Linked DNA regions of Homo sapiens: region 1 is linked to region 2. Evidence: read pairs that join two places in POLR2A ChIA-PET (ENCODE). Cell type or tissue: Caco-2. All regions are shown on one strand. Links, peaks and the distances in the headings refer to the core of each region. The heading gives the core; the rest is flanking DNA. Region 1 overlaps ZNF541 (zinc finger protein 541). Region 2 overlaps EHD2 (EH domain containing 2).

Region 1 (11,340 bases), core at 3,216-11,215, 190 kb before region 2:
CTGAAAATACAAAAATTGGCTGGGCGTGGTGGAATGTGCCTGTAATCCCAGCTACTTGGGAGGCTGAGGCAGGAATCACTTGAACCTGGGAGGCAGAGTGAGCCGAGACTGTGCCACTGTGCTCCAGCCTGGGCAACAGAGTGAGATTCCATCTCAAAAAAATAAAAAATAAAAAATAATCAACTGAATATTGGTAAGAACAAGAGGCTGTTGCATCTGAGCTGTGACCTGCTCCCTTACCCAGCCAGCTCCCAGCTCCAAGGGTTCTATTCCAGGTAGGTGCAGCCCAGACAGGGGCTGCCTCTCCTGTCAGCTCCCATGCTTAAAGAATTAAAGGAAGGTATAATGACAATTTCTCATCATAGACAGAATATCATTAAGAGGTAGAAATTATTAAAAAGAGAGAACCAAATGGGAATTCTGGGGTTAGAAAGTAAAATATTGGCAAGTGAAGCTGTTGAGGAAAATAATAAAATAACCAAAATGGGGCTCAATAGGTTTGAGTTGACAGGAAGAAAATAATCTGTAAACTTGAAGACAGATCAGTAGAGACTATGGAATCCGAAGAACAAAGAGAAAAATAAAGAGAGCCTCAGAGAAATGTGGGATACCATTAAGTACAGCAGCTACATGTAACAGGAGTACCAGATGGAAAGGAGAAAGAGACAGAAAGAAATATCTAAAGAAAAAGGCCTGATGCAGTGGCTCACGCCTGTAATCCCAGCACTTTGGGAGGCCGAGGCGGGCGGATCACCTGAAGTCAGGAGTTCAAGACCAGCCTGGCTAACATAACAAAACCCCGTCTCTACTAAAAATACAAAAATTAGCCTGGTGTGGTGGTGTACCCCTGTAATCCCAGCTACTCGGGAGGCTGAAGTGGGAGGCTAACTTGGGAGTTAGAGGCTGCAGTGAGCCGAGATCATGCCACTGCACTCCAGCTGGGGTGACACAGCAAGACTCTGTCTCAAAAAAAAACCCCTCCAAACCACCCCCCCAAAACAAAAAAACAAAAGTTAAAAGCTACAGTAATCAAAACAGTGTGATACTGGCATAAGGATAAGTATACAGATCAATAGAATTGAACACCCAGAAATACACCCACACGTTTATGGTCAATTGATTTCTAACAATGAATTGTGCTGAGTCAATTCAATGGGAAGTCTTCAAAAAATGCTGCTGGAAGAACTGCATATACACATGCAAAAAAATGAATTTGGACCTTTACCTCATGTAATATATAAAAGTTATCTTCAAATTGATTACAGACCTAACCTAAGAGTCAAAATTACAAAGCTCTTTTTTTTTTTTTTCTGTTGCCCAGGCTGGAGTGCAGTGGTGCCATCCTGGCTCACTGCAACCTCCGCCTCCTGGGTTCAAGCGATTCTCTGTCTCAGCCTCCTGAGTAGCTGGGATTACAGTGCCTGCCACCACACCCGGCTAATTCTTTTGTATTTTTAGTAGAGACGGGATTTCACCATGTTGGCCAGGCTGGTCTTGAGCTCCTGACCTCGTGATCCGCCTGCCTCGGCTTCCCAAAGTGCTGGCATTACAGGCGTGAGCCACCGCACCTGGACCAAAATTACAAAACTCTTACAGGGAAACAAGAGTGACTCTGCATGACTTGGGTCAGGCAAATCTTCACATATAACACCACAAGAACAAGTAACAAAAGAAAGGAAATTGGGCTTCATGAAAATTAGAAATGTTTGTCCTGCAAAAGGACCACTTTACACCTACTAGGATGGTTATACTTAAAAAGATAGACAATAACAAGTGTTGACAAGAAGGAGGAGAAATGAAAATGTTCATATACTGCTACTGGAAATTTAAAGTGGCCCAGCCATTTTGGAAAACAATCCGGCAGTTTGTAAACAGTTAAATATGGAGTTACCATATGACCCAGCACTACACTCCTAGTTATCTACCCAAGAGAGCTGAGAACATAAATCCACACAAAAACCTGTACATAAGGCTGGGTGTGGTGGCTCAGGCCTCTAATCCCAGCACTTTGGAAGGCCAATGCAGGAGGACTGTTTCACCCCAGAGTTGTTTTTTTTTTTTTGAGACCAAATTTAGCTCTTTCGCCCAGGCTAAAGTGAAATGGCATGGTCTCGGCTTACTGCAACCTCCGCTGCCGAGACCAGCTCGGTCGGGGAGACCCTAACCCAGCGGCGCTAGAGGAATTAAAGACACACACAGAAATATAGAGGAGTGGAGTGGGAAATCAGGGGTCTCACAGCTTTCAGAGCTAAGAGCCCTGAACAGAGATTTACCCACATATTTATTGACAGCAAGCCAGTGATAAGCATTGTTTCTATAGATTATAGATCAATTAAAAGTATTCCTTACAGGAAACAAAGGGATGGGCCAAAATATAGGGATATGTCTGGCTAGTTATCTGCAGCAGGTGCATGTCCTTAAGGCACAGATCGCTCATGCTATTGTTTGTGGTTTAAGAACGCCTTTAAGCAGTTTTCTGCCCTGGGTCGGCCAGGTGTTCCTTGCCCTCATTCCGGTAAATCCACAACCTTCCAGCGTGGGTGTCATGGCCATTATGAACATGTCACAGTGCTGCAGAGATTTTGTTTATGGCCAGTTTTGGGGCCAGTTTATGGCCAGATTTTGGGGGGCCTGTTCCCAACACTGCACCCTCAGTTCAAGCGATTCTCCTGCCTCAGCCTCCTGAGTGGCCAGGATTATAGGCACCCGCCACCATGCTCGTCTAATTTTTATATTTTTAGTAGAGACGAGGTTTTGCCATGTTGGCCAGCCTGGTCTTGAACTCCTGACCTTAGGTGATCCACCCGCCCCAGCCTCCCAAAGTGCTAGGATTACAGGCATGAGCCACCATGCCTGGCCCACCTCAGAGTTTGAGACCAGTCTGGGCAACATGGCAAGACCCCCCTCCCTACATAAAAACAATTACAAAAAATTAGCCAGGCATGGGGGTGCATGCCTGTAGGCCCAGCTACTCTGGGCCGAAGCAGAAGGATCAGTTGAGCCCAGGAGGTTGAAGCTGCAGTGAGCTGTGATCATACAACTGCACTCCAGCCTGGGTGACAAGAGTGAGACCTTGTCTCCCAAAAAAACCCCAAAAATTTCTATATGAATGTTTATGGCAGCATTATTCATAATAGCCCAAAGTGGAAACAACCCAAATGTCCATCAACTGATAAATAAACAAAATGGGGCCCATCTGTACAAGGGAAAAATGTTCGGCCATAAAAAGGAATTGAGCACTGATATGCACTACAATATGAAGGGACTCTGAAAACATGCCAAGTGAAATAAACTAGACACAAAAGGCTGCATATTGTATGATTCTACTTACATGAAATGTCCTGAATAGGCAAATCCAAAGAGAGAAGGCAGATGAGTGGGTGCCCAGGCTGGGGGAAGAAGGGACTGTGGGGATATGGGCGGAGTCACTGCTAATGAGCTCTGGCTTCTTCTGGGGATGCTAAGCGTGCTCTAAAATTAAGACTATGTGATAGTTGCACGGCCTTGTGAATATCCTAAAAATCACTGCATACTCTAAATGGGTGATTTGCATGGTATGTGAAGTACAGCTCAATAAATCTGTTAGGAAAATTACATAGGCCAGGCCAGGCACAGTGGCTCACACCTGTAATCCCAGCACTTTGGGAGGCTGAGGAGGGTGGATCACTGGAAGTCAGGAGCTCGAGACCAGCCTGGCCAACATGGTGAAATCCCATCTCTACTAAAAATACAAAAATTAGCCAGGCATGATGGCGCACGCCTGTAGTCCCAGCTACTTGGGAGGCTGAGGCAGGAGAACTGCTTGAACTTGGGAGTTGGAGGTTTCAGTCAGCCAAGATCACGCCACTGCACTCTGGCCTGGGTGATAGAGTGATACTCTGTCTCAAAAAAAAAAAAAAAAAAAAGGAAATGACACAGACTGGACAGGGTGGCTCACACATTTAATGCCAGTACTTTGGGAGGTCAAGGCAGCAAAATCACAAGTCCAGGAGCTCGAGACCAGCCTGGACAACATAGCAAGACCCCATCTCTAAGAAAAATAAAAAATTAGCCAGGTGTGGTGATGCGCACCTGTAGTCCCAACTATTTGGGAGTCTGAGGCTGGAGGATCTCTTGAGACCAGGAGATCGAGGCTGCAGTGAGCTGTGATCAAGCCACTGCACTCCAGCCTGGGTGACAGAGCAAGACCCTGCCTCAAAAAAGAAAAAGAAAATGACACAGAAGGGCAGGCAGAAGCATGGTCAGGCTAAATGGCCTCTACGTTTTCTTTCGGGCTGTAAAATTCTATGCACTAGAAGGCACTTAGATCAGTCCTGGGGCACATCTGAATAGCAAAGGAACCCTCAGACTAGGTACACCCAGGCAGGAGACAATCACTGAACCCAATGCTACAAGGTAGAGTGGCTGTGGTCCGCAGGCAATCCACCCTGGGATCACAGAGTGAGTGCCCCAGCCTCACTCACCGAGCATGGAGCTGATGAGCTGGTCAGGGCTGGCCTGAGTGGACGTGGAACAGAGGGTGTTGAAGTACACCCCAGAGCCCTCCCGGATGGGGCTGAGCATTGGGGGTGGTGTGTAGGGGGAGCACTGGAATAAGCCCTTCAGGAGGCAGTCCACCAGGAACATGGGTGACCGCAGGCGGCTCTGGTGGCATCCTGCAGGGCCAGGCTCCCCAGCCGTGGAGGGTGGGGGCCGCTTCTTCCGCTTTCTCTGCTGGCTGCTCTCCTTGCTGTCTCGCTCCTCCCCGTCTTTCTCTTGTCCCTGAAGAAGTTTAGAACCACAGGTGGTCGCCTGAAGCCACCTACTGCACCACTCCATCTCCAGGATGGAAAGAGAGCAGGAAAAGGAGACCGGCCAGAGACAGGAAACTAGGAAATGCACGCCCGGCAAAGGAGGCTGGCCACACCTGAGCCAGACCTGACGTACTGAGCCTGGCGATGATCCGGCTGCAGCCTTCTCCTGCACCCACTGCCCCAGCAGAGCCCCTGACTCTGTGTAAGAATAGCCTCAATCATTAAGATGACTGGCCCTTAAAAAGAGAGAGATCCCCAGAGATACAGTGTGACGGTGAAGAAAGAAATGCTGCTCCACCCAAATGACAAGCACCGAAATGACCCAGCCACTGACTCAGGGGACCTTCAGGTCCACGGACTGTGTCCCCGAGTCCAGCAGGAGCTTCTTCAGTAGGGGGTCCTCCAGTACAGGCTGCAGAGACAAGCCCTACGAGACTGATCACTCGTAACTCACCATGCTCTCTCTCACTTCCACAAAATCTCCTCTCCGCTCTGCCAGCCCTACTCCTCCTCATCCTCTAGGTCTCAGATCCCATACCTCCTCCTCCAGGAAGCCCTCCCTTACCTCCTCAGGCTGGGTCAGGAGCCCCCTGGGAACTCTCTGGGCTCCCTCTGCTCCCAGCTCTGCCCACTCTGGGTTGTCACTGTCTGGGGACAGGCCTGTCTCCTCCACTGGACTAGGAGCCCTGGGAGGCAGGGCCCAGGCTATTGTGGTCACCTCTGTGTCCCCAGCACCACCCAGCACAGGGCCTGGCACAGAGGGGCTCAGTGAATGCTGAATGACTGAATTAACATGCAAACCAGGTTCTTCTGGATCAAGATTTTCTTTTTTTTTTTTTTTTTTTTGAGACAGAGTCTCACTCTGTTACCCAGGCTAGAGTGCAGTGTTGTGATCTCAGCTCACTGCAACCTCTCCTTCCTGGGTTCAAGTGATTCTCGGGCCTCAGCCTCCCGAGTAGCTGGGTTTACAGGTGCCTGCCACCATGCCCAGCTAATTTTTTTGTATTTTTAGTAGACACAGGGTTTCACCATGTTGCCCAGGCTGGTCTCGAATACCTGAGCTCAGGCAATCCACCCGCCTCAGCCTCCCAAAGTGCTGGGATTACAGGCATGAGCCACCACATCCAGCCTGGAGTCAAAGATTTTCTGTGGTATCTGGTTTGGGTTTTTCCTACGGCTTCCCCCAGCAGCTGCGGGCAGTGGCAGGAAGGAGGCAGGCCGACAAGCACCCACCATGGCCATGCTCCCTATGTGTCGGGTCACTGGAACCACGGGGATCGATTGGGGGACCACCAAAGGGGCTGCAGCTGTGGGGTCCAAGGGCTTCTTGGTTCCTGGGGGACTATGCCTGTCCCCTTCTGGCCTCAGCACCTGTCTTAGCGGCTTGCAAAACTCTGTGCCAAACACCTAAACACAGAAGAGAAGAGATGGCTCTTTAAGAGATAAGGTAGGTGGGGAAAGGAAGAGCTGCTTCAGCAAAAAAAGCTGTCATAGAAAACAGCAGTGAGTCTGTGGCATGGACCAAGCTGGAGAGCTGCTGCAGCCCATGGCAATGGCCTGCCCCTGGAGAGCCACACAGCCTGACTCCAGCCCCCGACCCAGAGTGACGTCCCCATCCTGAGATAAGTGACACCAATCTCGTTTACTCCCCACAGGCCTGCCAGAAACCCAGTAACCACCAAGCCACTGGTCGTCCCCCTTCACCTGCGGTTCCTGCTTCCCTCGAGGTGACGGCCACTGGTCGCTGTGAAAACACATGTGGCTGCTCAGCCCTTTCTCCGTATAAAACATCTGGCTGCAGTTCTTGCAGACAAAAGTGCTCCTGGGCTTCGTCCAGTCTGTGGGACTGCCGTTTTGCTGGTTACTGTGGGACATGGCAGGAAAGAAGAGTGGGAGATTAGGACTCTGTCCTTGATCACTGATTTTTTGTTGTTTTTTTTTCTTTTTTGTCTATAACTCCAATCCACTGACTTTTTTTTTTTTTTGGAGATGGAGTCTCACTCTGTTGCCCAGACTGGAGTGCGGTGGCACCATCTCGGCTCACTGTAACCTCCACCTCCTGGGTTCAAGTGATTTTCGTGCCTCAGCCTCCCAAGTAGCTAAGATTACAGGTGTGTGCCAATATACGTGGCTAATTTTTATATTTCTAGTAGAGACAGAGTTTCACCATGTTGGCCAGGCTGGTCTCGAATTCCTGACCTCAAATGATCCCCCTGCCTCAGCCTCCTGAAGTGCTGGGATTACAGGCGTGAGCCACCGCGTCCAGCCTGACTACTCTTGATAAACCCTATAAAATGGAGGCTGTACCCTAATCCCATTAGGACTGAAAGCATCCTCCCCACTCACTTGTCCAGGGCCGGCACAGGAAGGCCAGAGGACTCCTGCCAGGGTGCATGCAGGATCGGGGGCTTCTTAACTTACCCTCTGCCTGCCACATTCTCTTCCTTCACCGGATGGGGGAGCCTGTAGATGTTTCCACCCTGAAGATGAAAATGCATCTGAACCAACACATCCAAAATGAAGAGGCAAGAAGAGCTCAAATTACAGACTTTTAGAAGAAAACATCAGAGTAAATCTTCATGACCTTGGATTAGACAGTGGTTTCTTAGATAAGACACCAAAGCAAAACAGACAAATTAGACTTCATCAAAATGTAAAACTTTTAGCCAGGCGTGGTGGCTCATGCCTGTGATCCCAGGACTTTGGGAGGCCGAGGTGGGAGGATTGCTTCAGCCCAGGAGTTTGAGACCAGCCTGGGCAACATGGCAAAACCCCATCTCTACAAAAAATACAAAAATTGGCCTGGCATACTGGCATGGGCCTGAGGTCCCAGCGACTCAGGAGGCTGAGGTGGGAGAATCACTTGAGCCAGGAGTTCAAGGTTGCAGTGAGCCATGATCGTACAACTTCACTCCAGCCTGAGTGACAGTGAGACCCTGTCTCAAAAAAAAATAAAAAATAAAAAATAAAAACTTTTGTCCTGCAAATGGTATCATAAATAAAGTGAAAAGACAGACCACAAAATGAAAGAATATTTGCAAGTCATGTGTCAGATAAGGGTCTTGCATCCAGAATATATAGAGAACTCAAAAAATAGTAATCTGATTTTAAAAAATAAGCAAAGGACCTGAACAGACATTTCTTCTAGAAAGATACACAGATGGCCAATAAGAACACAGAAAGGTGTTCAACGTCAGCAGCCACGGGGAAATACAAATCAAAACCACAATGAGATACTGCTTCACACCCGCCAGGGTAGTTATAATTTAAACAAACCACGGACAATAACAAGTGTTAGTGAGGACATGGAGAATGTGGAGCCCTCATACACTGTGGGTGGGAAGAGGAAACAAGCAAAACAGCCTAGTAGTTCCTCAGACCTAAAACAGAACTGCTGTACGACCTGGCGATTCTACTCCTAGAACATAAATCCCCATAAAAATTTGTACATGGGTGAATATTCACAGCAGCACCATATTCAAAATAGCCAAAAAGTGGAAACAACCCAAATGTCCATCCACTGATGAACAGACAAATAAAACGCGGCCTTATCCATCCAACAGAGGATCACTCAGTCATGGAAAGGAATGCAGCTCTGCCGTTTGCCACCCCACGGATGAGCCTGGAAAACGTCATGCTGAGTGAAGGAAGCCAGATACGAATGCCACAGAGTGCATGATTCCACTCATATGCAATGTCCAGAACAGACACATCCACAGAGACAGAAAGGAGACTCGTGGCTGCCAGGCCCTGGGGGGAGGGCGAGATTGTGGGTGACAACTAAGAAATGTGGGGTTCCTTTTGGGGAGATGAAACTGTTCTGGCAAAGAGTGGGGATGGTTGCACGATCTTGTGAATATACTACAAATTACCCAACGCTACACTTTAAAATGGTGTATTCAGGCCAGGCACCATGACTCATGCCTGTAATCTCAGCACTTTGGGAGGCCGAGGCAAGCACATCACCTGAGGTCAGGAAAGACCAGCCTGGCCAACACAGTGACACCCTGGCTCTACTAAAAATACAAAAATTAGCTGGGCATGGTGATGTGTGCCTGTAATCCCAGCTACTTGGAAGGCCCAGGCAGGAGAATTGCTTGAACTTGGGAGGCAGAGGCTGCAGTAAGCCAAGATTGCACCACTATACTCCAGCCTGGGCAACAGAGTGAGAGACTCCGTCTCAAAAATAAATTTGGCCAGGCACAGTGGCTCACACCTGCAATCTCAGCACTTTGGGAGGCTGAGGCGGGTGGATCACGAGGTCAGGAGTTCAAGACCAGCCTGGCCAAGATGGTGAAACCTCGTCTCTACTAAACACACAAAAATTAGCCAGATGTGGTGGCGCATGCCTGTAATCCCAGCTACTCGGAGGCTGAGGCAGAGAACTGCTTGAACCCAGGAGGCGGAGGTTGCAATGAGCTGAGATAGCACCACTGCATTCCAGCCTGGGCGACAGAGTGAGACTCCATCATAAATAAATAAATAAAATAAATTTAAAAAATAAAATAAAGTGGTGGATTTGGCTGGGCATGGTGGCTCATGCCTGTAATCCCAACACTTTAGGAGGCCGAGATGAGAGGATTGCTTGAGCCCAGGGGTTCAAGACCAGGCTGGGCAACATAGCGAGACCCCCTCCATCTCTAAAAAATATATAAAAAATAAAATGGTGCATTATTTGGCACCTGAATAATAAAGATGTTAACAAAACAAAAATGAGGTAGCTGTGGTATGATGGGAAGCTACTCATCCTCCTGAGTAGCTGGGACCACAGGCGTGCACCACCATGCCCAACTAATTTTTTTTAAATTTTGGTAGAGACAGGGTTTCGCCATGTTGCCCAGGTTGGACATGGAGTCAGGAGACCTGGATGAGCTCTTTGGACCAGGCCCTCCAAACACAACATCTGGAGGAACCAGTGAATAATTATCAATGTGCTTAAGTGTGGGGCACGATGCAGGTGCCCACTTGTGCTTGTGGAAACCAAGACTCACAATCAGAAAACACATGGCCATTTCAAGCAGGAATCTTTAAAGGAAAGAGAGCATCTACCTTCATATCCTCTGAAGATTCTAAAAAGGCAAATCCAAAGGGAAACAAGAGAAAAAAAAAAGCAAAAAAGGCTTTGTGAGATAACAGTGTTTTGAACAACTCTGGGATATCCTCATGTTGATCTTTTTTTTTTTTTTTAAGACAGGGTCTTGCTCTGTTGCCCAGGCTGGAGTGCAGAGACACAATCTCAGCTCACTGAAACCTCCATCTTCCAGGTTCAAGCGATTCTCCCCCACCTCAGCCTCTCGAGTAGCTGGGACCACAGGCGTGTGCCACCACGCCCAGCTACTTTTTTAAAATTTTGGTAGAGACTGGGTTTCGCCATGTTGCCTAGGCTGATCTCGAACTCCTGAGCTCAAGCAGTCTCCCCACTTCAGCCTCCCATCCCAAAGGGCTGGGATTACAGGCATAAGCCACCTCACCTGGCCTCATTCTGGTCTTTTTTTTTTTAGTGGGGAAAACCACAATCTTTCGGAACCTTAATTCCTTCCTCTGTAAAATTGCATCTGGGGACTCTCTGAAATGAAATAAAATGCCTGGACAACTAACAAATGCAAAGGAAACTCACTCCACTCTGGTCAGGCCACGTGAGAGAGAGCTGGTACCTGGATTCTGCTGAATATTGTCAGCTTGGACTTGGAGGGATCTGCCGGGGGCCCGGCCGATGAGAAGGAGGCCATGGCTACCTGGCTCGGAGAAGCCGCACAGCACATATCCATCTTCGCCTTCTCTTTCCGGAAGCCGGAGAATCGCGGGGCCCTGGGGTTGCCCAAGAGCCGGTAGCCTCCACCCCGGGAGCAGGCTGGGCCCTTTTCACCTTTTGTGATCCTTGAAGCCGCGCCATTCTCGGCTGGGGCCTGCTTCCCTGGCAGCGAGGCTCCTGGTGGCTCCTCCCCACCTAACTGGGTCTGCCGTTGGCCTGTGGAGGGGAAGATGTCCTCCAGGTCCAAGGTCCCTTTAGAGGATCGCAGCTGCTTGGCCAGAGAAGAGATGTCTGGATTCCTGGAAGGGTCCAGAGACGGTGCTGCAAGGGGCGTTGGAACCGCGGCCACTTTCAGTCCCCCCTTTGCGTCTCGTCTCGTGCTGCCGGGGGAGGCCTCTCTGGGAACCCCGGGTGTGGTTTTTCTCCTGCGGGCTGGGGAGCCCTCTGCCTCGGGGTTTCCAGGGCCGGCGTGGAGAGAGTCCACAGCAGGAGCCAGTGGTGGGGGCTGCTGCGGCCACGGCCCCTGCAGCGGCCTCAGGGCGGCTGGTTTGCCCTCGGGCGCAGGGAGCTGGGAGGAGACTGCTGCCACCTGGGCATGGGAGAAGATCCGCTGGGACTTGGTGATCATCTGGAACACCTGCATCTGCTCGTGGCTCACAAGAGGTTCCTGCGACTTGAGGAAGAGCTGGCGGAAGAGCGGCGAGGCATCCGCAGGGAGCCCGCCTGCCTTCTGGGCCTCCTGGAGGCCGGGCTCCCCGGGGTTCTGGCACAGGAAGGAGTCGCAGTCGACCTTGA
Region 2 (11,876 bases), core at 3,309-11,308:
GGGGCTCATCTTTTTTTAAATTTAATTAATTAATTTATTTATAAGCTAGTCAAATTTAGCAGTGGGGGTGGGGAGTTGCATGCCAACTTTACTGACACTAATAAGTTCTGATAACCAAGGCCAGGTGCGGTGGCTCACGCCTGTAATCCCAACACTTTTGGAGGATTGCTTGAGCCCAGGCATTGAAGACCAGCTTGGGCAACATAGTGAGACACCATTTCTATTAAAAAAAAAAAAAAAAGTTCTGATAACCCACTACCATTGGACCAGCCCCGGGGCTTATCTTTTGATGGAGGGAGACAGAATAAGTAAACAGACATAAAATAACAATGAAGGCTGGGTGCGGTGGCTCACGCCTGTAATCCCAACACTTTGGGAGGCCGAGGGGGGAGCAGATCACTTGAGGTCAGGAGTTCGAGACCAGCCTGGTCAAGATGGTGAAACTGCGTCTCTACTAAAAATACAAAAATTAGCCAGGTGTGGTGGCGGGCACCTGTAATCCCAGCTACTTGGGAGGCTGAGGCATGAGAATCACTTGAACCCGGGAGGCAGAGGTTGCAGTGAGCTGAGATTGTACCACTGCACTCCAGCCTAGGCGACAGAACGAGACTCTGTCTCAAAATAAAAAAAAAAAAAAAGATGAATTTATTACATCTTAGGCGCTTCACAGCACCCGTCTCCCATGACTCTTGTTTGATTGTGGCCACAGATTGTCCCCTTCTCTCACTCCTTTCCTCTGTCCTCATCTCCCATTCCCTTCCCAGCGTCCCCTGCACTTCACGCTGGTGGCCTCAGTCCTGTGCACTTGCTGCTCCCTCTTCCTGGAAACCTCTTCTGCCTTCTTCCCCCTCCCACCTGGCCATCCACAAGGCTCACTCCCTCCTCACCCCTTTCAAGACTCTGCTCAAATGCTCCCTTCTCAGGAAGGCTGTCCATGCCCTCCTTTGAATGAATATAACTTCCCCCATATGCGTCCTTCTTTACCCTAACCCTGTTGTCCTTTCCTTTCCTTTCTTCTCCTCTCCTCTCCTTTCTCTCTTTCTCTGTTTCTCTTTCTCTCTTTCTTTCTCTTTCTCTTTCTTTTTCTTTCTTTCTTTTTTTTTTTTTTTGAGACAGGGTCTCCCTCTGTTGCCCAGGCTGGAGTGCAGTGGTGCGATATCAGCTCACTGCAACCTCCACCTCCCGGGTTCAAGCGATTCTCCTGCCTCAGCCTCCTGAGTAGCTGGGGTTACAGGCGTGTGCCACCACACCCAGCTAATTTTTTGTATTTTTAGTGGAGACGGGGTTTCACCATATTGGTCAGGCTGGTCTCGAACTCCCGACCTCAGGTGATCCGCCCGCCTTGGCCTCCCAAAGTGCTGGGATTACAGGCGTAAGCCACCACACCCAGCCAATCAGGGCTCTTTGAATTCCTTCACTGATTTATCCCCAGTGCCCGGAACAGAATTGGTGCTCTGTAAATATTTATTGAATGAATGACATTGAACAAACAGTTGCATTGAACAAAATCTCCTCTATGCCTGGCCTGGTGTTGGGTGGTGCAGGAGACACAACAGTGACCACGATGGTTCCAGTCCTGTCCTGCTGGGGCTCCCAGTCCTAAATAATGAAGGCAGTTCCAGGGCTCAGTCCTCACTGGGGCTCCTGGAGAGGAGACAGATCCATCCCCAGGCACCGATGACCCAGTGTGGTCAGAGCTGGGGCGGGGTAGCTGGGGCAGGCAGAGAGGGCTTCTTTGGAGGAGAGGGCATCTGAGGGGAAATGTCAGTGTTGAACCCAGTGTAGACAGTGTGCTAACTCAATTAGAGGCTGAGGATGTGGCTGAGATCAGAGGTGGTGTGGGCTGTGTCCGGGAATCTGTGCTTTGTCCCTAGGGCACTGGGGAGCCATGAAAAAGTTCGGAGCAGGGAAAGGAGATAATTAGACTCAAGCTACCTTTTGGAGGGTGGATTCAAGGCAGGAGAGTCTAGGAGCCTGGAGACCAGGCAAAAGGCTTGGAGGTTCCTGGATCAGGACAGGCCTTGGGGAGGGAGAGGAGAAAGGAGAGCGCGGGTTTCAGAGCGATTTTGGATGTCAGATGGAACTTTCTCAGGGGGAGGCTGCCAGGGTGGAGGCGGGGCAGGAAGCTGGGCAGGCAGGGAGGCCAAGAAGGTTCTAGGGGGTGGAGGAGCCTGAGGTGTTGGTTTAAGGAGCAGCGAGAGTGGGTGAGTCAGAGCCCCCACCCCCACCCCAGGAATCCTCCTTCGGAGGGAGCGGCCCACTGTGGACCAGGCTGCCACTCCTGGAACCTTCGGAATTCACCTTGCGCTCCTCTGCCCAGGCGGCTCTGCAGTGTCTCTCTCTCTCTTTTTCTGTCTCTATGTCAGTCTCCTTTCTACCTCTCTCTCAGTCTCTTTCTTCTCCATTTTTACTTTTTCTTTTATTCTAACTCCCTTTCCTTTTCTTTCTCGCTCTGCCTCCTCCTGTCTCTCCATCTCTCCCCCGCTCCGCCGCCGCCCTCTCTCTGTCTTCCTCCTGGTCTTGCTTAGACTCCCCCAGGTTCGTTCCCGCGGGTCCCTTGGCGGGAGCTGGAGCACAAGGCCCAGGGACAGAGGGGTGGGTCCGGGCCAGACACCTGGTGCCCCCGCCGGGCTGGGGGCGGCTCCGGAAACCCAGACAAACCCCGGAGTCAGGGACCCAGCCCCGGCCCAGCCCGCCCTCTCACCTTATCTCTTCCTGGCACCTTCCCCTGCTTCCTCTCTGGAAAAGCCATCAGCGCCCTCCCGCCTACCCTCCTTTGGTCCCTACGGAGCCGCCCTTCGGCCCTGCCCCCTGGCTCCATTGGCCCGCTCTCACAGGCCCCGCCCCCAGCCCGGCCACACCCCTGCCCTGATTGGTCCTTCAGACCATTAGGCACTCCCTCCCCCTCTTCCTGCAGGTTCATCCATGGCTCCCCAGTGCCGTTCAGGACACAGGAGCATGGGATTTAGGGTCCGCTGTGACCAAGGCTCACTGCCCCTCCTTTGCCCCGTGTCGCACCCCCACCCCTGCTCCTCACATATGAGTCCGCCACACTTGGTCGTCACCAACAATAGCCATACTGTTAACCTCCCCTCATGCTCTCCTCCAAAGATACCAGGCCTTCCTGGACTCTCTGGGAGGAGGCATTCACCCTCCTCCCAGTGCCTCAGTTTCCCATCTGTACGATGGAGGGTGTGGACGAATCCTCTGGCTCTAAGTCCTTTGGCTGAAGTGATAGCTGTTAGAAGGGGAGATTTTATGATGCTGTGATACGTAAGGCCAAGATCTTGGGAGGGTCTGATTCTATAGACGCCAAGATGCCCTGAACCTTCAGACCACATTCTCTGCAGTGGCCCAGTGACATTCATTCAGCAGTTGCCGATCGCATGTGGTACTCCTCTAGGCTCTGGGGATACAGCAGGGAACACAGATAAATTCCTTTTCTCATAGAATTACTTTTTAGTGGGGAAGCAAACATTAAACAAATCAATGGTTATGAAGAAAAATGAAGCGGAGGAAAGAGGGGCTGGCGAGGGACTATTTTAGAGCGCTCTGAAGGAGAGGAAGGGGTAAGAGGAAGGGGTGAGCCGAGTGGCGATCGGGTGGAAGAGCAGTCCATGCAGTGAGAACAGCATGTGCAAAGGCCCTGGGGCAGCCATGCACTTGATGTGTTTGAACTGAGAGCCTAACGGGGCTGGAGACAGGGTGGTGGTGGAAGGTGGAAGAGATGAAGATTTAGAACCAGTCAGGGACCACCAACGTTCTCAGCAGTCTAAATTTGTGATTCTTTAAAAAAAAAAAAATATATATATATATATATATATACATATATATATAATTTTTTTTTTTTTAGATGGAGTCTCTCTCTATCACCCAGGCTGGAGAGCAGTGGCATGATCTCGGCTCACTGCAACCTCTGCCTCCCAGGTTAAAGTGATTCTTGTGCCTCAGCTTTCCGAGTAGCTGGGACTCCAGGCAGGTGCCACCACACCTGGCTAATTTTTGTATTTTTAGTAGAGATGGGTTCTCACCATGTTGGCCAGGCTGGTCTCGAACTCCTGACCTCAGGTGATCCGCTGGCCTCGGCCTCCCGAAGTGTTGGGATTACAGGCATGAGCCACTGTGCCTGGCCTAAAAGAATTTTTTAACTAGTCTTTTTTATTGAACATTTAAGACCATCTCATGGAAAGGCATTCATACTTTATCAGACATGATTCTCCCACACCTCACCCCACCAGCTCCCAGGGCCTCTTTTCTAGAGGCAACCCCCATAAGTAGTTTCTTGTGTGTCTTTCCAGATATACTGCATTTTTTTTTTTTTTTTTTTTGAGACGGAGTCTCGCTCTGTCGCCTAGGCTGGAGTGCAGTGGCATGATCTCGGCTCACTGCAAGCTCCGCCTCCCGGGTTCACGCCATTCTCCTGCCTCAGCCTCCCGAGTAGCTGGGACTACAGGTGCCTGCCACCACGCCTGGCTAATTTTTTGTATTTTTAGTAGAGGCGGGGTTTCACTGTGTTAGCCAGGATGGTCTCGATCTCCTGACCTCATGATCCGCCTGCCTCTGCCTCCCAAAGTGCTGGGATTACAGGCGTGATATACTGTAATCACGCCCGGCCAATATACTGCATTTTGTAAAAGCATTTATTTATTATTATTTTGTTTTGAGACTGAGTCTCACTCTGTCGCCCAGGCTGGTGCAATGGCACGGTCTCAGCTCACTGCAACCTCCACCTCCCAGGTTCAAGTGATTCTCCTGCCTCAGCTTCCCATGTAGCTTGGATTATAGGTGGGCACCATCAGCCCGGCTAATTTTTGTATTTTTAGTAGAGATAGCATTTCACCATGTTGTCCAGGCTGGTCTCTAACTCCTGACCTCAGGTGATCGACCCGCTTCAGCCTCCCAAAGTGCTGGGATTACAGGCGTGAGCCACCGCGCCTGGCCTATTTATTCATTTTTTTAGAGACAAAGGCTCGCTGTGTCGCCCAGACTGGAGTGCAGTGGCGACATCATAGCTCACTTCAGTCTCAAACCTCTGGGCTCAAGTGATCCTCCCTCCTCAGCCCCGGCAATTCACTGGGACTATAGGCGCGCGCCAGTACACCCAACTAGTTTTAAAATTTTTTTTTAGAGACCAAGTCTTGCTATGTTGCCCAGGCTGGTCTCGAACTTCTGGCCTCAAGTGATCCTCCCCCCTTGGCTTCCCAAAGTGCTGGGATTATAGGCATGAGCAATATTTAATTTGTGAGCTTCCTATAAAATATAGACATACCAATATTCATTATTCTGCTCTCCTTGTTTATTTTTCGATAATTTATAAGATTGTGGACCAGGTGTGGTGGCTCACACCTGTAATCCCAGCACTTTGGGGGACCAATGTGGGCGGATCATCTGAGATCAGGAGTTCAAGACCAGCCTGACCAACATGGAGAAATCCCATCTCTACTAAAAATATAAAATTAGCTGGGCATGGTGGTGCATGCCTGTGATCCCAGCTACTCAGGAGGCTGAGGCAGGAGAATCGCTTGAACCCAGGAGGCAGAGGTTGCAGTGAGACAAGATCGCACCACTGCACTCCAGCCTGGGCAACAGAGTGAAACCCCATCTCAAAAAAAAAATAAAAAATAAAAAATAAAAAGATTGTGTTTCAAAGGTTCTCAAGTTCATTGGTTTATTCCACAAATATTTCCTGAGTGTTTTCTGTACAGATTGTACTGGTGCTGGAGATGGAGGGAACAGACAAGTTTCCAGCCCTTCTGGGGCTCCTTTTTTTTTTTTTGAGACAGTGTCTTGCTCTGTCACCCAGGCTGGAGTGCAGTGGTATGATCATGGCTCACTGTAGCCTTGACCTCCCCGGCTTCAGTGATCCTCCCATCTCAGCCTCTTGAGAAGAGAAGATTAATAAATCAAGACATTAGGCCAGGCGCGGTGGTTCATGCCTATAATCTCAGCACTTTGGAAGACTGAGGCGGGCGGATCACAAGGTCAAGAGATCGAGACCATCCTGGCCAACATGGTGGAACCCAGTCTCTACTAAAAATACAAAAATTATCATGGTGGCGGGCGCCTGTAGTCCCAGCTACTTGGGAGGCTGAGGCAGGAGAATGGCGTGAACCCGGGAGGTGGAGCTTGCAGTGAGCCGAGATTGAGCCACTGCACTCCAGCCTGGGCGGCAGAGTGAGACTCTGTCTCAAAAAATAAATAAATAAATAAATAAATAAAGTCATTATTTGCACCACTGCACTCCAGTCTGGGTGACAGAGCAAGACTCTGTCTCAAAAAAAAAAAAAAAAAAAAAAAATCCACTGTCCATTTGGGAGAAAAAAAGAGTGAAGAAAGCAAAAAGCGAATAACGTCTTAGTATTGTTCTTAAAATAATTTTGACCACAGGAACCCCCGAAAGGATCTTGAGGACCCCTGGGTTTCCCTGGACCACACTTCGTGAATTGCTGCTGTAGGGCTTTGTCGGCTTCGGTAGAAATTTTGAACTTCAATAAGCAAATAGAGAGTTATGAGCAGCATCCCCTGGGCTCATGTTCCTTCCTGAAAAATGCCCTCTTGGGCCACTGCTGCATGGAGCAAGGGTTATTGGGGCAGGATGGGGAGCTGGGAGACCTGTCGGGCCACCTTGGGTGTCTCCCCAGGCAAGAGAGGATGACGCTCGAATGGACATGGTGGCCACTGAGGTGGAGAGAAATGAGAAGCAGGGGAGAGGCTGGGCGTAGTAGCGGGTGCCTGTAGTCCCAGCTACTCAGGAGGCTGAGGTGGGAGGATGGATTGAGCTGGGAAGGTGGAGGTTGCACTGAGCCGAGATTGTGCCACTGCACTCCAGCCTGGGGGACAGAGCCAGACCCTGTCTAAAAAAAGCAAAAAAGAAAAGGAAAGTAGGGGAGAGAGGGAGAGACATAGGAGGAGGCAAAAGGGACTCATTGATAGGTTGGATGTGGCTACTTAACAGGAGGAAGAATCAAATATCAAATCAATAATGATTTCAAGAGCTGGGTACCGTGGCTCCCGCCTGTAATCCAGCACTTTGGGAGGCTGAGGCAGGCAGATCATTTGAGGTCAGGAGTTTGAGACCAGCCTGGCCAACATGGTGAAAACCCCTCTCTACTAAAAATACAAAAATTAGTGGTGGCGGGCACCTGTAATCCCAGCTACTCGAGAGGTAGAGGCAGGAGGATTGCTTGAACCCAGGAAGTGGAGGTTGCAGTGAGCCAAGATCATGCCATTGCACTCCACCCTGGGCAACAGAGTGAGACTCCCTTTCAAAAAGAAAAAAAAAGTGATTTCTAGAGCCGGACGGGGTGGCTCCCGCCTGTCATCCCAGCACTTTGGGAGGCCGAGGCGGGTGGATCTCTTGAGGTCAGGGGTTCGAGACCAGTCTGGCCAACATGGTGAAAGCCAGTCTCTACTAAACATACAAAAATTGACCAGGCATGGTGGCACGTGCCTGTAATCCCAGCTACTCGGGAGGCCAGGGCAGGAGGATTGCTTGAACCCGGAGGTGGAGGTTGCAGTGAGACAAGGTTGCGCCACTGTCCTCCAGCCTGGGTGACAGAGTGAGTGAGACTCCGTCTCAAAATAAATAAATAAATAAAAATAAAATTTCTAGATTTCTGGCCTCAACTGGGAAGGCAGGGCTGGGGATGCCCTTTTCAGAGATGGGCACAGCTGAGGGCGACACAGCTCTGAGGGCTAGGCTCAAATTCCACTTAGGGCATCCTGGTATGGAGCTATCCAGGAATGTTGACAGGGCAATTAGCTCTGAGTCCTGAGCTGGAGGGAGAGGCTTAGGCTGGTATGCAGATTCGGGAGTGGACCTCTTGGAGGGGTGTTTAAAACTGGGAGGGACTCAGCTCACTTAGTTAGCAGAGAGGAGGAGCCCAGGGTGAGCCCCAGCAGGAGGAGGCCATGAGGCTCACAGTGTGGCACCTCCGCCTGCAGCACCTGTAACTTGTCAGAAATGCAAATTCCCATCTGGGCAGTGGCTCTTGCCTGTAATCCCAGCTACTTGAGAGGCTGAGGCGGGAGGATCCCTTGAGCCCAGGAATTTGAGGCTGCAGTAAGTTATGATCGCACCACTGCACTCCTGGCTGGGTGATAGAGCGAGACCCTGTCTCCAAAAAAAAAAGAAAAAAAAGCAGGCCAGGCGCGGTGGCTCATGCCTGTAATCCCAGCACTTTGGGAGGCCACGGCGGGTGGATCACCTGAGATTAGGAGTTCAAGACCAGCCTGGCCAACATGGAGAAACCCCGTTTCTATTAAAAATACAAAAAAATTAGCCGGGTGTGGTGGCGCATGCCTGTTAATCCCAACTACTTGGGAGGCTGAGGCAGAAGAATTGCTTGAACCCAGGAGTTGGAGGTTGCAGCGAGCTGATTGCACCACTGCACTCCAGCCTGGGCAACAGAGCGAGACTCTGTCTCGAAAAAAAAAAAGACTGGGCACGGTGGCTCACACCTGTAATCCCAGCACTTTGGGAGGCCAAGGTGGGCAGATCACGAGGTCAGGAGTTTGAGACCAGCCTGACCAGCATGGTGAAACCCCATCTTTACTAAAAATACAAAAATTAGCTGGGCATAGTGGCGCATGCCTGTAATCCCAGCTACTCAGGAGCCTGAGACAGGAGAATTGCTTGAAGCCGGGAGGCGGAGGTTGCAGTGAGCCGAGATTGTGCTACTGCACTCCAGCCTCGGTGACAGAGCGAGACTCCGTCTCAAAGAAAAAAAAAGAGAGAGAGAGAGAGAAAAAGAAATAAAAGAAATACAAATTCTCATGCCCCAGCCCAGACCAAGTAAATCAGAATCTCTGGGAGTGGGGCCTGCAGCCTGTGTTTTAACAAGCTCCCTGGTGGACCCTGATGCAGGCTGAGGTGAGAACCCTTCCCACAGGTTCACGCTTACATCATCAGCTACCTGAAGAAGGAGATGCCCTCTGTGTTTGGGAAGGAGAACAAGAAGAAGCAGCTGATCCTCAAACTGCCCGTCATCTTTGCGAAGATTCAGCTGGAACATCACATCTCCCCTGGGGACTTTCCTGATTGCCAGAAAATGCAGGTGGGAAGCTGCCCAGGAGGGAATGTTGGGGGTGGGTGATGGGAAGGTTGGTTTCTGGAAGCTCTGAGATGGGACCTCAAAAGCCAGAGGGATGGATGGCAGGTTCTGGAAAGCGCCTCCCTCAAATAGTTCCGTGGGAGCATGGTTTTATGAGTCAGGCTAGGGGAGTGAAGAGAAAACCCAAAATAACAGTGGCTAAATTAAGATAGAGAGTTTTTCTTTCTTTCCTCCATAAAAAGTCCCAGAAAGTGATCCAGGACTGGTTTGGTGCTTTACAGAGCCAGGGATCTAGTCCCCTTCTGTCTTATTTCTCTTCCATGCCTGGCCTCCAGGCCCAAGGAACTTCATGGTACAAAAGGGCTGTGAAGGCTCCAGCCATTGTGTCTGCGTTCCAGCCAGCAAGAAGTTGGGAAGGGGGCCAGGCATGGTGGCTCACGCCTGTAATCCCAGCACTTTGGGAGGCCGAGGCGGGCGGATCACGAGGTCAGCAGATCAAGACCATCCTGGCTAACACGGTGAAACCCCGTCTCTACTAAAAATACAAAAAATTAGCTGGGTGTGGTGGTGGGCGCCTGTAGTCCCAGCTACTCGGGAGGCTGAGGCAGGAGAATGGTGTGAACCCGGGAGGCGGAGCTTGCACTGAGCCAAGATAGCGCCACTTTACTCCGGCCTAGGCAAAAAGAGCGAGACTCCGTCTCAAAAAAAAAAAAAAAAAGAAAAGGAAGTTGGGAAGGGGAAGAAAAGAGTAGTCTCTTTAAGAACACTGTTTATTTTATTTTCATTTATTTATTTGAGACTTAAATATTTATATTTGTAAAATATAAATATTTAAAATATACACAGCTGGGTGCAGTGGCTCATGCCTGTAATCCCAGCACTGTGGGAGGCCAAGGCGGGTGGATCACCTGAGGTCAGGAGTTCGAGACCAGCCTGGCCAACATGGTGAAACCCCGTCTGTACTAAAAATACAAAAATTAGCTGGGCATGGTGTTGCGTGCCTGTAGTCCCAGCTACTGGGGAGGCCGAGGCAGGAGAATCCCTTGAACCCGGGAGGCAGAGGTTGCAGTGAGCTGAGATCACACCACTGCAATCCAGCCTGTGTGACCGAGTAAGATTCTGTCTCAATAAATAAATAAATAAAATAAAATATATACGTTTAAAAATTTATTTATATATTTTTTAGAGATTTATTTATATATTTTTCAGAGACTCTGTTGTCCAGGCTGGAGTGCAATGGGGTGATCATAGCTCACTGTGTACTTGAACTCCTGGGCTCAAAGGTCCTTCTGCCTAGCCTCTAGAGTAGCTGGGACTACAGGCACATGCCACCATGCCTGGCTAGCTTTTTTTTTTTTTTTTTTTTTTGAGACAGAGTCTCACTCTGTCACCCAGACCGAACTGCAGAGGCGTGATCTTGGCTCACTGCAACCTCTGCCTCCTGGGTTCAAGCAGTTATCTCACCTCAGCCTCCCAAGTAGCTGGGCCTGCAGGCATGTGCCACCACGTACAGATAATTTTTCATACTTTTAGTAGAGATGGGGTTTTGTCATGTTGGCCAGGCTGGTCTCGAACTCCTGGCCTCAAGTGATCCTCCTGCCTTGGCCTCCCAAAGTGCTGGGATTATAGGCAGGAGCCACCATGCCTGACCAAGAACACTTTCTAGAACAGAGCTGTCCAGCAGTACGTTCTACAATGATGGAAATGTTTCATTCTGCACTGTCCAGTATGGTAGCCACTAGCCACATTCAAATGGAATGTTAACGTGTATTTCTTTTTTCTTTTTTTTTGAGATGGAGTCTTGCTCTGTTGCCCAGGTTGGAATGCAGTGGCAAGATCTTGACTCACTACAACCTCTGCCTCCCGGGTTCAAGCAATTATCCTGCCTCAGCCTCCCAAGTAGCTGAGATTACAGGCATCCGCCACCACGCCCAGCTAATTTTGTATTTTTGGTAGAGATGGGGTTTCACCATGTTGTCCAGGCTGGTCTCAAACTCCTGACTTCAGGTGATCCTCCTGCCTTAGCCTCCCAAAGTGCTGGGATTGCAGGCATGAGCCACTGCGCCCGGCCTGTATTTCATTTTAATTAATGTAAATAAGCACATGTGGCTAGTGGCTGCCATACTGGACAGGCTAACAGTAGAAGCTGCACATGCAACCTGTGCTTGCCTCAGTGGACTTGAACTTAGTCATACTCTGGCTGCCAGGGAATCCAGGTTGCAACCTAGGATCCCCAACCCTTCAGAGTCGTGATCAGCTGGCCTCTCTGCCTTGGCTCAGGAAATTCACATAGGGCTGTGAAAGGAATCCATTTTCGCAGAGACTGTCCTGGTGCAGTCTGGGCCACTTAGAGTAGCCCGTGTGAGAAGCAGTGTGACGCCAAGTCCACCCCTACACCCCAAAGTGACTTCTTCGGTGGGGAGGGGGTGGTCCCAGGAACCCCTGATGATCTGATCATCTCAAATCTCACCTCCAAATTTGGCAGCCAGCCACTCAGTCCTTTCTGTGTGGTGTGGTAGCACTGTGACAGGAATTAAGCTTTCTTAACTTTCTTTTTTCTCTCCCCCCCTGCACACTTTTTTGTTTTGAGACAGGGTCTTGCTCTGTCACCCAGGCTGGAGTACAGTGTGGTGCTATCTTCGCTCACTGCAACCTCTGTCTCCTGGGGTTCAAGAGATTCTGTCTCAGCCTCCCAAAGTAGTTGGGACTGCAGGCGTGCACCACCACACCTGGCTAATTTTTAATTTTTTTTTTTTTTTTTTTTTTTTTTTAAGAAATAGGGTTTTGAGGCCAGGTGCAGTGGCTCATGCCTGTAATCCCAGC

What was found. Peaks named below come from ENCODE experiments on the same cell type or tissue, not always from the same donor. Only the 100,000 strongest peaks of a DNase experiment are listed, where the experiment ranks them.
Region 1: POLR2A ChIA-PET joins it to region 2 with 11 read pairs; 5 of 35 experiments call an interaction of 5 or more read pairs at or near these places.

What each region holds. Positions count from the first base shown.
Region 1 is chr19:47,533,679-47,545,018 of GRCh38, forward strand. ZNF541 (zinc finger protein 541) reads right to left here. Exons shown (of 17, transcript NM_001277075.3): 5 at 10,448-11,340; 6 at 7,215-7,273; 7 at 6,498-6,657; 8 at 6,027-6,200; 9 at 4,464-4,761. Among named protein-coding and RNA genes, the nearest start is that of NAPA, 24 kb to the left of the region's middle. In Caco-2, for the core only: a CTCF peak has its summit at 7,245; a DNase peak (open chromatin) is centred at 7,239.
Region 2 is chr19:47,727,478-47,739,353 of GRCh38, forward strand. It overlaps EHD2 (EH domain containing 2), which reads left to right. Exons shown (of 6, transcript NM_014601.4): 5 at 8,892-9,056. It overlaps LOC124904733 (a long non-coding RNA gene), which reads right to left and starts at 2,034. Exons shown (of 2, transcript XR_007067279.1): 1 at 1,936-2,034; 2 at 1,447-1,644. RefSeq lists an enhancer at 7,437-7,937. In Caco-2, for the core only: no CTCF peak of the experiment used is centred there; a DNase peak (open chromatin) is centred at 7,814.